2 separate regions of the Homo sapiens genome follow, and region 2 is linked to region 1. A link is an interaction called in ENCODE POLR2A ChIA-PET data of the cell type or tissue named here. Cell type or tissue: PC-9. All regions are shown on one strand. Links, peaks and the distances in the headings refer to the core of each region. The heading gives the core; the rest is flanking DNA. Region 1 has its middle 96 kb from the start of RNF7. Region 2 has its middle 64 kb from the start of ATP1B3.

The links. ChIA-PET counts read pairs that join two places held together with the same protein. Peaks named below come from ENCODE experiments on the same cell type or tissue, not always from the same donor. Only the 100,000 strongest peaks of a DNase experiment are listed, where the experiment ranks them.
Region 2: POLR2A ChIA-PET joins it to region 1 with 7 read pairs; 1 of 35 experiments calls an interaction of 5 or more read pairs at or near these places.

Annotation. Positions count from the first base shown.
Region 1 is chr3:141,640,780-141,643,695 of GRCh38, forward strand. No RefSeq gene overlaps it. Among named protein-coding and RNA genes, the nearest start is that of RNF7, 96 kb to the right of the region's middle. In PC-9, for the core only: no CTCF peak of the experiment used is centred there; a DNase peak (open chromatin) is centred at 1,662.
Region 2 is chr3:141,939,152-141,942,067 of GRCh38, forward strand. No RefSeq gene overlaps it. Among named protein-coding and RNA genes, the nearest start is that of ATP1B3, 64 kb to the left of the region's middle. In PC-9, for the core only: no CTCF peak of the experiment used is centred there; DNase peaks (open chromatin) are centred at 790, 1,330 and 2,140; H3K4me3 peaks cover 1,700 bases; H3K27ac peaks cover 2,500 bases.

The DNA of each region.
Region 1 (2,916 bases), core at 271-2,770:
TAAGAAAGGAAACCCAAATGACCAATTAAACACATTTAATGATGTTTAGATTCATTAGTAATTGTAGATATGGAAACTACAGGGTGCATTACAATGCAAATTAAAATGACAATAAAATGTTTTCCACTCACTAGAGTGGCAAAATTGTAAAATCTAACAACTGGGGAGCAACAGGAACTCGTTTACACAAGATGTGTACATATGGTGTAACTCTATAAAGAAAAAGAAGGGAATAGGCTGGGCATGGTGGATCACGCCTGTAATCCCAGTAGGCAATTTGGGAGGCTGAGGTGGGTGGATTACCTCAGGTCAGGAGTTCCAGACCAGCTGGGCCAACATGGCAAACCCTGTACTAAAAATACAAAAAAATTAGCCGGGAGTGGTGGCACGCACCTGTAATCCCAGCTACTCAGGAGGCTGAGGCAGGAGAGTCGCTTGAACCTGGGAGGTGGAGGTTGCAGTGAGCCAAGATCATGCCATTGCACTCCAGCCTGGGTGACAGAGCCAGACTCCAACTCAAAAAAACCAAAGAAAAAGAAAAAGAAGGGAATAATAAACACCAAATTCAGGATAGGGGTTACCATAGGAGGGGTGGTATAGAGAGAGAGGGGCACCCAGGAGGGCCTCCCAGTCTCAGTACATAGGCAACATTGGTTACATAGATGTTTCTATTTTTATTTTGTATACCTTATATGTGTTTAATATAATATTCTATTGTACACATATATGTGTGTTCTATTATGTATATATGAAATATTCTATCATGCATTTATTTATTTATTTGAGAGAGAGCCTGGCTCTGTCACCCAGGCTGGAGTGTAGTGATGCAATCTCAGCTCACTGCAACTTCTGCCTCCTGGGTTCAAGTAATTCTTGTGCTTCAGCCTCCCGAGTAGCTGGAATTATAGGCATGCACCACCACGCCTGGCTAATTTTTGTATTTTTAGTAGAGATGGGGTTTCACCATCTTGACTAGGCTGGTCTCGAATTCCTGGGCTCAAGTGATCCACCCGCCTCAGCCTCCCAAAGTGCTGGGATTACAGGAGAAATATTCCATCATTTTAAAATTGTTACTAAAAATAAGATAAAATAAAGATACTATTTTGATTCTGGAAGGGCTTGAAATATTGTCAAGAAAACAGAAAACCAAATCATTCCAATATAATGTAGGTGGGTATAAGATGCCATGGGACCCAAGAGGAGAGACATGCTAATTCTGCCTGAGAAAATTAGAAAGACCCTATGAAAGAGGGGAAACTTTGAGTTGGGTCTTAAATAATGAATAGGAGTTTTCTGGGTCATTCGACATCAGCAGCACTAGATTTACAAAGCATAAGAGAGAGGAGGCCGGCATAAGACAGCATCGTGAGGGATTGCAAGAACTTCAATGCCTTGCTCTCACAGATATATCCATGCCATGTTTTTATTTCTGCTGTTAGGCTGAAGGCAAAATGGTTGGGTCTTTTGTGTTTTTCAAGCCATTTTGCCAGTATGAACACATATAAACTGAAAATTGAATTTCTGAAATAAATGAGATTGTGGTATGGGCATGAAACAGTCATGTAACCATGATCAGCAGAGTCATCTATGGTCAAGGTGATGGAGTGACCCAGCCAGTCAGTCTGCAGGATGTGTGATTGCACACCGTCCTTACCAAGCAAATAGAGGAAGCTCGAGAAGGTATTTGCAGAGCCTCAGAAAAATGCTGTGGTTATTCTGAGTAAACTTAAGCATGGCTTTGAGGGAAAAATAAAATTTTGGATTTTGAGATCTGTCTAAATTTTGGATACTTTATATCTAACCACATTACACTTACAAAAAAAAGCAGCAATTTTTTTCTCATCAAACCTCTAGCTAGCCTTATTAATTATCGAAATGACTAATTTAGAATTCAGCTTTCCTCCACAACCCCTGCTATTCTCTGACAGAAAGAGGAAAAGGGAGAGGAGAGAGGATACATTTCTAGAAGGCAGGTGCCCTGAGAAAAGTAACCGGCCACTGTGGTTGGCCATCTGCACAACCACATAAGTAATTGACCTGCAGAAACATCAGTCCATAAGTAACTGACCTGCAGAAACATCAGGGAAAACAGCCTGAGCCAAAGACCTGCAACCGGAATCCATTTAATTTTAGGCCTGGTGCGGTGGCTCACACCTGTAATCCCAGCACTTTGAGAGGCCAAGGTGGGCAGAACATTTGAGGGTCAGGAGTTCAAGAGAAGCCTGGCCAACATGGCCAACTAAAAATACAAAAATTAGATGAGTGTGGTGGTGAGCACCTGTAATCCCAACTACTCGGGAGGCTGAGGTGGGAGTATTGCTTGAACCTGGGAGGTGGAGGTTGCAGTGAACGGAGATTGTGCCACTGCACTCCAGCCTGGGTGACAACGCAAGACTCTATCTCAAAAAAAAAAAATCCCTTTAATTTAAAAAAGTATCTTCCACTATTGTTAGAAAGTCATCTTACTATTATCCAGATTCTCCAAACATTGTTTTTGTTTGATAAGCCTTCTTCATATACCCTGGGTTTGGCTGAGGGGTTTAGGTGTTTTAATAATATTATTACAATTGACCCAGTAAAGCAGTCAGAATCCATGGAAACTTAAACTGGCTTTAACTTTTAGCTGTTTTGGTCTCTCAGCAGGAATCAGGCAAAGAATCTCAGAGGAGTCTGCTAACCTCTCAAAAGTGACAACTGGGATAAGAATGTCAGAAATCCCTCAACTACCCTAGTTATTGGAGAATGAGGGTATTGTGGTGCATTGACTGCTTTTTATTAAGTAATCTACATTTTGGAAGGCTTTCTGTTGCTTTTTCTTCTATGGTGGTTAATGATTTTGTTAAATCCAAAGAGGTAGTAGCAACTAAGAATGTGGGTTTGGAGTCTGACCAACCTGGTTGGAAGCCAGATTCTATC
Region 2 (2,916 bases), core at 139-2,638, 300 kb after region 1:
TGGCTCACTCCTGTAATCCCAGTACTTTGGGAGGCCGAGGTGGGCAGATCACTTGAGGTCAGGAGCTCGAGACCAGCCTGACTACCATGGCAAAAGAGTCTCTACTAAAAATACAAAAATTAGCCAGGTGTGTTGGCACATGCCTGTAGTCCTAGCTACTTGGGAGGCTGAGGCAGGAGAATTGCTTGAACCTGGGAGGCGGAGGCTGCAGTGAGCCAGGCACGGTGGCTTATGCCTGTAATCCCAGCACTTTGGGAGGCCGAGGAAGGCGGATCACGAGGTCAAGAGATCGAGACCATCCAGGCCAACATGGTGGAACCCCGTCTGTACTAAAAATACAAAAATTAGCTGGGTGTGGTGGTGCATGCCTGTAGTCTCAGCTACTCAGGAGGCTGAGGCAGGAGAATCTCTTGAACCTGGGAGGCGGGGGTTGCAGTGAGCTGGGATCTTGCCACTGCACTCCAGCCTGGCGACAGAGCCAGACTCCGTCTCAAAAAAAAAAAAAAAAAAAAAAAAAAAGCAGACAAAACCTAGATGTTTTAAAATTTTTAAAATAAATCCTGTAGATGTTTTAAAGTTTTAAAAATACATCATGCCCATAATTCCAGCACTCTGGGAGGCTGAAGCGGGAGGATCTCTGGAGGCCAGCATGGGCAACATAGTGAGACCCTGTCTCTACACAAAATAAAAAAACAAGCCAGGTGTGGTGGTGCACACCACGGCTACTGTGGAGACTGAGGTGGGAGGACCACTTGAGCCCAGGAATTCGAAGTTACAGTGAGCTGTGATGGTGTCACTGCATTCCAGCCTGTGACAGAGCAAGACCTTGTCTCTGCAAGGAAAAAAATCATCCTGTAAAATTACTTTTTGTTGTACTCAGACTGAGGAAAACCTTTGCTGGAGGTTTGAAAGCAAATCTATGATGTATTAGCAGAACCAGAAAGTCCTTCCTGTGGAGATGGGACCTTTTCGGTATTGTCATTTTTGGATTTTAGTGCACAAACTTCTCATGATTGAGTTTCGGCTTTTGAGAGCCATGACCAAGTGGTAGGTAGGGCATGAAAGAAGAAAACAAATCTCCTGACCTTAGCATAATGTGTCACAGTACTTTAGGCCCCTTAGCCAAGGCGGGAGATAAGAAGGCAATAAGGAAATGGTTGGATGAATCACTGTGCCCCAGTGGCAAAAATGTCCTGAAGCAATTTGGATGAAAGTGAGAAAGTGGATATGACAAATGCTGCTCTACACTAACCGGATTGGTTGTGCCCCCACCACCCACACCCTCCCCAACTACAGGACTTCCTTCACCACTGTGCATTTTCCACTGAGATGCTCTCCTGAAAGCAAGTTTCAGCAAGAGGCTGGAAAGGCCTCTCAGAGAGAAGGCTGAGCTGGCAGTGATCAGGGAGCCCCCGGGCATTTGGCAGCCGTCCACAGTAAGACCGGCAGATGGAGCCTTCATCTGGCAAGAAACTGGGGAAGCTGGCGGTGTCGTCAGGTGCAAGCTTCAGTGAGAAGTGCCAGCACTCTGAGAAGATGCACAGAAATACAGAAGCAGCTCCCGTAGGAGAAGGAATGGAGGCCGCACGCGGTAGCTCACGCCTGTAATCCCAGCACTTTGAGAGGCTGAGGTGGGTGGATTACTTAAGGTCAGGAGTTTGAGACCAGCCTGACCAACATGGTGAAAACCCGTCTCTACTAAAAATACAAAATATTATCCAGGCGTGGTGGTATGTGACTGTAGTCCGAGCTACTCGAGAGGCTGAGGCAAGAGAATCACTTGAACTCAGGAGGTGGAGGTTGCAGTGAGCCAAGATGGTGCCATTGCACCTCCTGCCTGGGCAATAGAGCAAGACTCTGTCTCAAAAAAAAAGGAATGGAGAAAACATAGCCATAGCTCTGGGAGTAGGAACAGAAGCAAGCAAGCTGACTGCCAGTCGGGTTCTTTCTTCTGGAAAAGGCTCTGGGTTGAAGCTGTCTTCTCTCTGAGGCTCAAGAAGCTGGGCATGGAATTAACTCCGTCAACCAAAAATACAGTTCTAAGTCCCACCCCCCAACCATCTGAATGGACTTTCTCCTTGGCCAGGGCGCTCTTAAAATGTAACCTCAGAGACCGGTTCCGGCCAGGAACGGGAAGTGCCTCATTATACCCGCTGGCATTAACATCAACACAGACCTTACTGATAAGAATCATTTACCATCTATTCTCTGAAGCCTGCGACCTTTTCTCTCCATAATCCCTTATCTTAACCCAGACATTTCCTTTCTATTGATTCCAGGTTTTTAGATAAACTCAACCAATTGTCAACAAGAAAATTTGTAAATCTACCTATAAGCCGGAAGCGCCCCCCACCTTCGAGTTGTCCCACCTTTCTGGACCGAACCAACGTATTTTTTAAACATACTTGATTGAAGTCTCATGTCTCCCTAAAATGTATAAAACCAAGCTGCACCCTGACCACCTTGCACACATGTTCTTGGACCTCCTGAGGGCTGTGTCAGGGGCCATGGTCACTCATATTTGGCTCGGAATAAATCTCTTTAAATATTTTTGAAAATAGTTTGTCTCTTCGTAGACAATTCTGTGGGCTTGCAGGTATCGCCCCTGGTCAGCGGTGTATTCAGTCGCTGTGCCATCCCCCATGTGGCTACAAGAACAAAAGCACCTTCTTAAGCCCAAGAGATACAGTGGTTACTCCCATGAGTCCTTGGACACCTTCACCAAACGGCACTAGTAAGTGGCTCCTCTAGGCCGGGAGGAACGGAGAAGGCACAATACCAGCTTGGCTCACTACTCCAGGAGACCCCTGGGGTAAGGGGCTTGAGCACAGGCTCACCACTTCCCCACCACCGCCACCCTTATTTGGTCTGTGAAACTCCAGGGGGAGTCTTTATGGGAAGATGCATTCCTTCCAA